Linked DNA regions of Homo sapiens: region 2 is linked to region 1. The links are chromatin contacts, found by Hi-C or POLR2A ChIA-PET in ENCODE. All regions are on one chromosome and are shown on one strand. The core of a region is the stretch at or near the end of the contact, and the rest is flanking DNA. Distances in the headings are between cores, read along the strand shown. Region 1 overlaps ARHGAP10 (Rho GTPase activating protein 10). Region 2 overlaps ARHGAP10 (Rho GTPase activating protein 10).

Region 1 (5,848 bases), core at 440-2,939:
TATAGACAATTTTGAATCTTCTGTGTTAAAAAATATAATTTTGGCCAGGTGTGGTGGCTCATGCCTATAATCCCTGCACTTTGGGCAGCCTAGGTGGGTGGATCACTTGAGTCCAGGAGTTTGTGACCAGCCTGGCCAACATGATGACTTTGGGCAGCCTAGGTGGGTGGATCACTTGAGTCCAGGAGTTTGTGACCAGCCTGGCCAACATGATGAAACCCCGTCTCTACTAAAAATACAAAAGATTAGCCTTGGCTGGGTGCAGTGGCTCACGCCTGTAATCCCAGCACTTTGGGAGGCCAAGGTGGTGCATTACGTGAGGTCAGGAGTTTGAGACACTCTCTCTCTCTCTCTCTCTCTCTCTCTCTCTCTCTCTCTCTCTCTCTCTCTCTCTCTATATATATATATATATATATATATATATATATATAGACTTTTTACCCCCCCACGCTTGAAAAATGTGCTACTTCCTTTAGTCTCCATGGTTTCAGATGGGAAATCCATTGTTCGAATTGGTGTTCCTTACAGATCATGTATCATTTCTCACAGCCTGCTTTCAAGCAGATTTTTTTCTTTGTCTTTAGTTTTCAGAAGACTAGTTATTGATGTTTACCATTGATCCTAGCCTTGGCCTGAATTTCTTTTTGTCCTTTTTTTTTTCTCTTCGAGATGGAGTCTCACTCTGTCACCCAGGCTGGAATGCATTGGTGTGATGTCGGCTCACTGCAACCTCTGCCTCCCGGGTTCAAGCGATTCTCCTGCCTCAGTCTCCTGAGTAGCTGGGACTACAGGCATGCATCAGTATGCCTGGCTAATTTTTGTATTTTTAGTAGAGACGGGATGGGGTTTTGCCATGTTTGCCAGGCTGGTCACAAACTCCTGACCTCAAGTGATCTGCCTGCTTTGGCCTTCCTAATGCTGGGATGGCCTCTCTTTGTTTATTCTGATCATAAATTTGCTCAGCTTCTTAAATCTGTTTATGTCTTTTACCAAATTTGGAATGTTTTCAGCCATTATTTCTTTGAATATTCTTTTAGCCCTATTCTCTTTTTCCTCTTGGGGCTCAATGATACAAGGCTGGATGTTTTGCTGTTCCACAGGTCTCTGAGGCTCTGCTTATTTTCACAGCCTGTTTTCTATTGTTCTGATAGAGTGAATTCTGTTGTCTTTCCTCAAGTTCAGTGATTTTTTTTATCCTGTCATTTTCATCCTACTATTGAGCATATCAAGTGAGTTTTTGTTACTGTACTTTTCAGTTGTATAATTTATATTTGGTTTTTAAAATAATTTCACTTCTGAGATTTTCTAGTTTCTCATTTGTTTCAACAGAATTTATAATTGATTATTGAAGCACTTGTAAGAGGGTTGCTTTAAAATCCTCATCAGATAATTTCAACATCTGATTTATCTCAGGGTTAGGGTCAGTTTTTTGGCTAAAATGGGAATTTGACTTGGGATTTTCCTGGTTCTTGGTATGGTGGGTGATTTTTGACTGTATTCTGGACATTTTGCCTATCTTTTTTTTGGGGGGGTGCGGGCAGTGGGAATGTTCTGAATCCCATTTAAATCTTTTGTTTTAGCAGGCAGCCACCCAGTTAGTCTTAGCACACAGGTCCTGCCCTACATTTGTGGGCTGTGGTTCCAATGACAGTTTAACTTTCAGAGCCTTTGTGGTGTTTGTCTGCTTGGTGGTTAGATGCCGCTAGGGCTGCCGTCTCATTTCCCCCTGCTGTTATTGCTGGCTGTGGAGGCAGAAGGGATTTCCCTAGGCTGGGCTACTAGGTGTCTCCCAGTGGGGGAAACGTAGTCTCAGGACCCTGGAGACTGAGGGACTTTCCTGACTGTGGCATAGTCCCCCTTCCTGTGGGGGACAGAGAGCTCTTGAGCCAGACACTTGTTGAGATGGAATCTCTCTACCTGTGCCCCACGGTTTTCCTCATGTCTGTGTGCAATGGAAGGGCGTCTTAGGCCCATGTGACCAGAGAGGCTTCCTGGGCCAGGTCACTTGTGGCTGGGGAGTCTTGTGTCTGCCCTATTGCATATGTCGAGGCTCCCCTAGTTATTGTTGGTGGGGCTTTAGGTTGGTCCTTCTTTTGGATGGTGTAGGACTTATCTGATGTGAGGGGGACTCGTGTTTGATCTGGGTCATAGGAATGAGCCTACCTGAGCTGCCTTTTGTTCTCATGTCATGGGTTGGGAAATGGTGGGTCTGGGTGACCACTTTGCATAGGGGGATGCAAGATACTGTTTCACTGAGCTGTTCTTCCATTTTTGGGGTCACAAACTGGTTTGTTTTCTTCTTACCATCTTTCAGAGTTCTCCTTTGGTTATCTCCTCTGCTATTTCCAGGGTTTATAGCGCTTAGTAGGGAGGAGCAGAGAGACATAGTTTTCTATGCTGTCTTGTGCCTTGTCATTCATTATTTTTTTCCTTTTTCTTTTTTGACACAGCGTCTTACTCTGTCACCCAGGCTGGAGTGCAGTGGCACAATCTTGTCTCACTGCAACCCACGCCTCGTGGGATTAAGTGATTCTTGTGCCTCCCAAGTAGCTGGGACTACAGGTGCCTGACACCATGCCTGGCTAATTTTTGTATATTTAGTAGAGACAGCGTTTCGCCATGTTGGCCAGGCTGGTCTTGAACTCCTGGCCTCAAGTGATCTGCCCACCTCTGCATTTGAAAGTGCTGAGATAACAGGCGTGAGCCACCGTGCCCAGCCTTATTCATTCTTAGATGTTGGAATTTTAAAAAGCAATGAAAAATGTCAGCAAAATTTAGCATTTATTTTTCTACGTTCAGTAAAACATATCTCTCAGGGGTCTTATGGAGGTAAGGAAACATGAGAACCAGTTAGGTTAAATGACTGGTCCTGGGGCTCTATTGGTCGTTAATTACAGAACACAGACTAGAGTTAGACTCCTCTTAATGAATCCACTATTTGTTTCTTTGTAGCAAACTAAGTTGAAGACTTCTCTATAAGAAAAGAGAAGAGAACCATTGCTGTGCTGTAATGCTCTGGGCTTTATAATGTTAACACACAAAATAATTTATATATCAAGTGGAAAACCTCTCAGAATACAGGAAAAGAATCCAGTGTTCAATTATATTAAGAGTGAATAACATGCTGTGTTTGTTCCAATTTTAGTATTCATCATTTTTTGTAAAGTGTAAAATAACATACCGTCTGTTTTTTACTATAAAACATTTGAATGGCCTTATAAAATGTTTCTTGCAAAAGAAAGTTCTCTCACTGGTTATCATCACCATTTGTATTATACTTCAAAGAGAGTAAAGAATATAATGAAGGTTGGTGGCACCACCCAAGCGAATTAATCTCATAGCTTAGCATTATGTGGGACTTTTCATCAGGTCATCGCTGTTTACTCCACAGACATCAGATACCTCTCAAAATAGTTCTCCATGAAGCTTTTTTTCCTCTGCTGCAGAGATGGAGAAATGGAGAAACCCAGAAGTTAACTGTTAAGTTGTTTGTAATGTTTTTTGAAGTCCCCAGGGATTTTACAGAAAATGGAGCCGGAGTTGAACTCATCCCAAAACTCTTTGGATGTCTGGGATGGGAGGCATTGATTTCTCTCCCTGAGGCACAGCAAGAACTAGGCAGAGTAAATAGGACTAAACACTGGCCCTGTTTAATGTCGCTTGAGTAATGATGCTTGAGTAATGATGACTGACAGGTCGGAGGAGTGGGGCGTATGAGGATGGACTGACTCTGTTTTTCTTCTTTCCATATGGACTTATTCCTTTTGCTTCTACTTTTGTTTTTCCTTCCTGTTCCCTACTTAATAGTCTTGCTGAAAAATATATCTGACCTGTATTGAAGAATGGAATTAAACATACTGGGTTTTGGAGAACTTTTCCCATCACTCATAGTAAAACTCCAACATAGGTGATCCATAGGCTAAAATGAGATGTTCAGAAGTTAGGGTGAAGCTTCTTAAAAAAGTGATAGTGTGATGATGGTTGATTTTGCAAACTTGTTTTCTCTAAAGCATAATATAGCTGAGCTATGATCCTAAAGGTAAGGTGGTAGGTAGTATTAATGCCAGCAATGTACTGACTGTTTACTGGCTCAGACTCAAAGACTGTTAGCATTGGGCAGGGCCCCCTTTGGACCATGTTTGTAGCCTCTCTGTCCTCAGCAGAGTGTCTCTACAATATAAATAGTGGTATTTGTGTCTCGTAGTTACTTGTAATGAAGCAGCCTGTTGTATTGCAGGTGGCCAGCTCTGCTTCGCAGGAAACCAGCTCTGCCTCCCTGTAACTTCTACTTACACTGGTTTTTTGTTGGGTCTCTAGGACCATGCAGGGTGAATCTAATAATTGTTCTTGTTAATATCTGTCAAAATTCAGAACAGATGTTGTGACTTTACCTTCTCAAAGTTGTTTCTCATCAATCTTGAAGACTCCTTATCCTGCTGTTTTCTGCATGTTCTGTTTTGCCGGTATCCCTTCAAAATGTGGTCCTCCAAATGAAACATGGTGCCCCCAAAGTTTTGGAGAACTCCTTTGCTGTGTGGAAGTGCGGACTGTGACATGTAAGGGTTTGGGGTCTGTAAATTCTATTTATCAACCTCTCTCCACTTTTTTTCCCTTAGTTTTGTTTATTGCTTTTTTTTTTTGAGATGGAGCCTTGCTCTGTTGCCCAGGCTGGAGGGCAGTGGTGTGATCTTGGTACACTGCAACCTCTGCCTCCTGGGTTCAAGCGATGCTCATGCCTCAGCCTCTCAAGTAACTGGGATTACAGGTGTGCACCACAATGCCAAGCTGATTTTTGTAATTTTAGTAGAGATGGGGTTTCACCGTGTTGGCCAGGCTGGTCTCGAACTCCTGGCCTCAAGTGATTCACCCGCCTTGGCCTCCCAAAGTGCTGGGATTACAGGCATGAGCCACTGCATCCAGCCTATTTATTTTTCTTTTTTTATTGATACATAACTGTACATGTTTATGGGATACATGTGATATTTTGATACATGCATACAATGTGTAATGATCAAATCAGGGTAATTGGGATATCTATTGCCTCAAACATTTATCATGTGCTTTGGGAACATTTCATATCTTTTCTTGTTATTTTGAAATATTTTTAATTATAGTCAGCCTTCTGTACTGTCAAACACTAGAAGTTATTCCTTCTGTCTAACTCTGTTTGTACCCATTAGCCAACCTCTTTATTGCCCCTCTCCCATGCTTCCCTACCTCTGGTAACCACCATTCTTCTCTCTACCTCCATGAGGTCAACTTTATTGGCCCACACATTTGAGTGAGAACATGTGATACTTGTCTTTCTGTGTGTGGCTTGTTTTACTTAATATAATGACCTCCAGTTCCATCCATGTTGCTGTAAATTACAGCATTTTATTCTTTTCTGTGGCTGAATAGTATTCCATTATATCTATCTATAGACCATGTTTTCTTTATCCATTCATCCATTGATGGACACTTAAGTTAATTCTATGTTTTGGCTGTTGTGACTACTGCTGTAGTAAACATGAGGTGTGCAGGTTTCCCTTTGATATGCTGATTTTCTTTGCCTTGGATAAATATTCGATAGTGGGAATGCTGGATCATATGGTAGTTGTATTTTTAGTTTTTTTTTTTTTTTTCTTTCAGGTTCAGGGGTACATGTGCAGGTTTGTTATATAGGTAAACTGTGTGTCACGGGGGTTTGGTGTACAGATTATTTTGTCATCCAGGTAATAAGCATGGTACCCAATAGGTAGTTTGTTTTTGATCCTCACCCTCCTCCTACCCTCCACCCTCAAGTAGCCCCCCAGGTCTGTTGTTCCCTTCTTTGTGTCCATGTGTAGTCAGTGTTTAGCTTCCACAT
Region 2 (5,515 bases), core at 2,580-5,079, 260 kb after region 1:
CAAACCGTGGCCCACTGCCACCTGTCTTTATAAAGTTTTATTGGAACACAGCTACACTTAGTTGTTTACGTTTTGTCTGTGGCTGCTTTTTCACTGACAGTGATAGCAGAATTGAGTAGTTGCAGAAGGCCTGCCAAGCTTGAAGTATTTACTCTCTGGCCCTTTACAGAATAAGTTTACTGATCTTGAGCTAATCAGTAATCAAAACAGGTCTGTTTGGAAGGGCCCACCTTTCTTAAAACCCAGCTTTAGGAAGTGCAGTTAACCACTGTGGTGGTAGATGGAGAGTGCCAGGTGATTTTCAGTGTAAGCTTCACACATCTCTTCTTGTCATTAAACCAACCAGACATTTTCCCTATGGGTTTTGGATGCCCTCAAATGTTTATTTATAATTTCAGAAGGCTTTTAGTGTTTCAGTGACTGAAAAACCTATGTGGGGTTGTTCTTTTTATAATGTATCATTTAAAATAAATTTTTATTTTGGAATAGTTTAAGGTATGCAGAAAAGTTACAAAGATACTACAGAGCTTCCGTAGACCCTTCACTTCCCCTCTTCACTTCCCGCCCCCACCCCACCTCCGGCTCTTAGCATCTTACAGAACTGTGGTACCTTTGTTAAAAATAATGAAATTAGTGTTGATACAGTACTGTTAACTAAACCACAGACTTCATATGGACTTCACCAGTCTTTCCAATAATGTTCTTTCTCTGTTTCAAGCTCAAATCCAGGATGCCATGTTTCTATAAGCAACTTTAGATTTTTTAAATGATGACATCTACTTAATATAGTCATACTTTTTTCCCTTTGCATAGCTGATTTGCTGTCTTTTGGTAAATTAAATGGTTAGTGATGATATAACCCTAGAAATCAGAGGTAAGATCTGACCTAGAAATATGTAATAGTAGTGAGGGCTTCATTTATTGACTGCTTGCTATGCTTCAGGGCTTTACGCCTATCATCTCATTTAAACCCACAGTGACCCAGCCGATGAGTCATGACTCTCTTCACGTTAGCTGAGGGAGTTTAGGTTGCTCAGCCAAGTTTCAGTTGTGGATGACACTAAGTGCAGGCTAATGATGGCAACTGTGGGCCAACCTCTGGGGGGCACTCGTAAGTCATTCGCTTCCTTCTCAGCATAGCCTCTAGCTATTGACAAAAAGAGGAACAAGCCTAGGGGAGGAAGAAACTGCAAGCTGGCACTCAGCCAACAATGATAGTGCCAGCTCTGGCACCCAGGTCTCTCTGCAGAGTGGCAGAGTCTTAGGCATTTGTAATTTGCATGCGTACAATCCTTCAATGGCCCCTCTTTGCCTTTAGGTTATGATTGTGCCTCCTGAATATCCCGGTACTTGCATCTCTCACCATTCTTTCCATATTCCATTCTAGTCACTGAAAAGGACTTGAGGGTCTGAGATCTGTGCTGTCTTGTCAAAACAGGGTTTACTAGAAACATGACCTTGAGTAAGTTGCTTTCACCTTTCTGAGATGGTCTTCTCATATGTCATGTGGAATAATAGGGTGGTTGGGAATAAGTGTACTAGTGCCTGCCTGTTGCATCTAGCACAGGGCTAGATTGCACAGTTGTGCCTCACATGAGCCTGGGTGTGGGGAGGTGATGACGATGTTGACTATGGTAGCATCAGCTTCAGCATTAGCTCCGCACAGATGCTGCCTCCTCCAGGAAGCCCTCCTGGCTATCCCCATGGTTATTAGGTGCTTCCTCCACTCTTCCTCTGAGGGACCTTGGGCAGATCGCTACATGGCTCTCAGTGCCTGTATTATGGTTATTAATTGGGCATTCTCCACTCACTTGGCTGCAGAGCAGGTGGTGTCACGGTTTCCTGGGTGTCCCCAGGGACTAGCACAAGGCCTGACAGGAAGTCCTCAGACTGTAAATGATGAGCCAGTGGGTCTACTCCGAACCTTCCTGATGGGCAGCAAAGTCCTTCTCCCCCAACGCCGTGGGTTATGGCGACTTGCATGTCACAGGCCTTTGTTTCTCTGCACTGCTGTTGTCCCTCGGTGTGCTCGTGGGGAGCCAAACAATGTGCTTGCGTGTGGAGTTCTCCCTCTCCTGGCACTTAAGGAATAACTGGCATTTATTTGAACAGAGATTTTCCCATAATATACAGATCTACAATATTTCCTTCTGTCTTTATTAACATTTTCAAACACTCTTGCCCAGGACAGCTGTTCTAGACTTATGCTGTATGTTTCCCAGACTGGCATGAAAGATCATTTCACTAATGTGTTAGCTTCTGCTCAGAGACCTGGCAAATGAGAGTTTAGAATCTTTCATTGCAGTGCAAACTTCTGATTTGATCTCGTATTGTATAACCGTAGTGAAATATCTTGGTATTTGGGGGATTTAGTCACTTCAAATAAGCATTCATTTCTTTTCTTAATGCGTATTCTCCTCGCTCTACCCTTTTGAATTTAGATTGCATTCAGTGCTTATACAGGCTGGAATCAGGGGCTTGTATCTCTAGTGCTGCCCAAAGCCTGACCTGTGTATATTATGCAAGAAATGTTTGTTAGATGCAGGAGTTCTCTGGTGATTGGTGCAACTGGTGTCGAGTTTTAACAGTTAAGGCCCCTACTCCCTTCCCCCTTTCTGAAATGTTTGTGATCTGTCGCTGCCAGAATGTTTTTAATATGCGTGGAGCGTAGAGTCTGGTACTGGAGGCGACTGGATCACAGTTTGAATCAGAAGCAGCATGGACTGCTGATCTGTTCCATTTTCTAAAAATACACTTTGTAAAGTAACCACATATACAGCACTGTCATAATTTCATGTTTTGGGGTTTGGCCCCACTGCTGCACGTGAAAGCTACAAGGTCTTTCCCCGAAATTCAGGCCCATGTTTCCAAGCAAGAGTGTTGACTCTTTTTAAAGAAGAGAGTTTCCTCATCCTTTACACAAATGCATATTCTTTCCCTGCTTACTGTCTTCCCAGCTCTTCCACCCACCCCACCTAAACACAGGAAATGCCTCCGTGGCGTCAGGAACAGTCAGGTAGACTTTCAGTCTGTGCATTTTCAGGAACGTGTTTCCAAGTTAGCAATTTGAAATCTTCATGTGCTTTTAGTGAAACACTCTTGTTTCTATTTGTCCCCTTTCTTTGAGAAAGAAGGACGGTGATGTTGGCCTTCCGTGCTGAAGATAGAGAAGAATCCTGTTTTAGGAGATGCCTTTTGCAGTGTAGTGTGTTAAGTTGGGAAGATAGCGAACAGATATTAGCAGTTCTGTATATTTCTTCTGTCTTGGTAAACGTGGTTTCTGAGCTTTTTAGGAACAGTTGACTTCTTCCTCCATTTTCGCAAACTGCAACTTGGCTTTCAGGAAACTTGTGGCACTTAGGTACTTTTTTGTACTTGGTCAGTAGCTTGGCATTAAACAGAATTGGTGGTTTGTGCTCATGCCAGTCTTACTAATCAAAAATCCGTAGTTAAAGGGACAACAAGAAAAAAAGGCAATAAATAGATTTTTTAAATGTTTAAATTTGGGAAATGGTAGGAAAGGACTCTCAAAAATTTCATTATGTTCTAGCACATAATGAGCTTTTAATTATTATTTCACTAATCACCTTTGATCTTTTTCCCAAAGATGTTCTTTGGGAAAAAGCTGGGGCTCTCCCCTGAACCACAGAGTACAAAAAAAATGATCTGGTGAGTGTTTTAGTTCTCCCAAGGATGATACTGTCAAGAACTGTGAAGGGTCTGAAACCGTACCCTGCTTGCGAGCTACCAAATTAGCCTACCATCGTTTCCGGGATGCTGGCAGAAGGCGTGGGACTCGCGGTCAGAGCCAACAGCCTCTATTAATCACAGCAATGACAGTATCAGTGTTTTCTTGTGCCAGTTCCCTGAGTTCCAGTTCCTACAAGGCAATGCAGCTTGGGCCAGGTCACACCTACATGCCTCAAGAGAGAAACCTGGAGCTTAGAAAACCCAGATCTTTTATGATGGGTAAAGCCCACTCTTTGAGAGAGAGAGAGAGAGAGAGGGGAGAGAGAGGAGAGAGAGAGGGGAGAGAGACGAGAGAGAGACGAGAGACAGATATGCCTTAGGGCTCAGTTCTCTCTTGGAACCCAGGTTGAGGAAAAGCTGTTAGTCCTTTGCTTATGGGCTGCCATTCCAAAATGCCTCGTGTTCCTTCAAAATGTTTTAAATAAAAGAAGGGAAAGAGAATATCAGAAATTCTCTTCTAAAACTAATACTTTCCTCTACCGTTTTTTGAGAAAATGTAGGTATTACATTTTAGATGATATTTAAAAAATGTTTCGATTCTTCTTATTAAAAAGTAACCCAAAGTTTGGAAGGTAAGAGATGGTTACATAACGAAGCTCATGTTTAGTTTTTTTTTTTTTTTTTTTTTGGCCTTCCAAAAAATATGGACAGGTTGCTTTTGGGAGACACTGTGAAACATGGCATCATCTGACGTGTACTGGCTTTAGATGTGAACCCATTACACGACTTAAGTATATTTACTCACTTGCCTCACCTGATCCTTCCCAGCCGACAAGCCTCTGAAAAATTTCCTCTATCCAAGCAGCTACTGTGCTGGTTCCCAAACCTTGTTTGGCTGCACAGGTCTCTTCTTTCACAGGCTTCCAGTTGTCCACACATCTCATTGCCTCATCTCCATAGACACTGTCTCCAGCCTTGCACGTTGCCCCGTCTTGTGAATATTCCAGCTTACAGTGTGTCTGCCCTTGTGGGGTTCTGAAATCAAAGGAGTTACCTAGTAGAGGCTTCTGAGACACACCCAGGAAATCACATGCAGAAACTTAAGTCTACATGGGAAGTGTGGGAGGTAATCTTGGTGAACCGGTTAGTGCTAGATCACATAGCGCATGTGTTAAATAGCAACAGAAAGATCACAAAAAAACAAAAAAGGTGAATGTGGAGAACTTGACCCTGGACAAGGACTGCTGATTCTGTGTTCCTGTTTTGGGATGAGATGGAGAAAGCCAGGGTGCGGGACAGGCAGGCTTTTCTGTTGCGTATCTGTCATTACAGTGGTTCTTTCACTTTCTAAAAACTGAGGGGTATTTTCCCTAAACAAACACACCCACCCACCCGCGGGTGTTTTCATGGAGGTTTCCTTTTTTTTTTTTAAAGAAAGATGTGAGGATCAAGCAGACAATACCTATAAAATTTATGCTCTTTATTTTTCAAGGGCCACATAAGTGTAGTCACATAGTTACTTTATCTTCTTCCTGTAACTGTCCTCCCTCTAGGCAGAGGGATGGCAGTCATTGACGATTTATGACTCTGAAGAGCTGATGGGGGGTGTGGCAAAACATCTCATCTTCCTCCATTCACACCCTCCAAGCACCTTGAATAATTGCTGGGAGATAACTTGGCAATTGTTTGGCTAACTGTGGCCTTAATTTCCTGCCAGGGCTTCACTCACGCCTACCTGTCCTTTCCGTTCCTGATTAGTAAGACAACATTCAGCGTTCCTTTTCTGCTAAAAAAAAATGGAGTGACTTTTGTGACTGTTGATACA

The links. Hi-C counts contacts between places; a loop is a spot of excess contacts on that map. ChIA-PET counts read pairs that join two places held with the same protein, here RNA polymerase II (POLR2A). Pooled maps may share reads with other maps.
Region 2: a map with no recorded cell type shows a loop between it and region 1 (5-fold over the local background). The contact joins two enhancer-like sites. A Hi-C loop is called at or near these places in 2 of 37 single-sample maps with no recorded cell type and 6 of 50 pooled maps. POLR2A ChIA-PET finds 5 or more read pairs at or near these places in 2 of 52 experiments (A673 and naive thymus-derived CD4-positive, alpha-beta T cell).

Annotation. Positions count from the first base shown.
Region 1 is chr4:147,798,387-147,804,234 of GRCh38, forward strand. All of the region lies in intron 1 of ARHGAP10 (Rho GTPase activating protein 10), which reads left to right. Among named protein-coding and RNA genes, the nearest start is that of MIR4799, 19 kb to the left of the region's middle. RefSeq lists an enhancer at 1,783-2,082. Within about 2 kb of position 1,690, at least 2 of the 41 ENCODE cell types and tissues checked have a DNase peak (open chromatin) inside an H3K27ac peak, as active enhancers do.
Region 2 is chr4:148,055,989-148,061,503 of GRCh38, forward strand. The region is part of intron 20 of ARHGAP10 (Rho GTPase activating protein 10); the gene reads left to right. Among named protein-coding and RNA genes, the nearest start is that of MIR4799, 280 kb to the left of the region's middle. RefSeq lists an enhancer at 1-134. Within about 2 kb of position 3,830, at least 13 of the 41 ENCODE cell types and tissues checked have a DNase peak (open chromatin) inside an H3K27ac peak, as active enhancers do.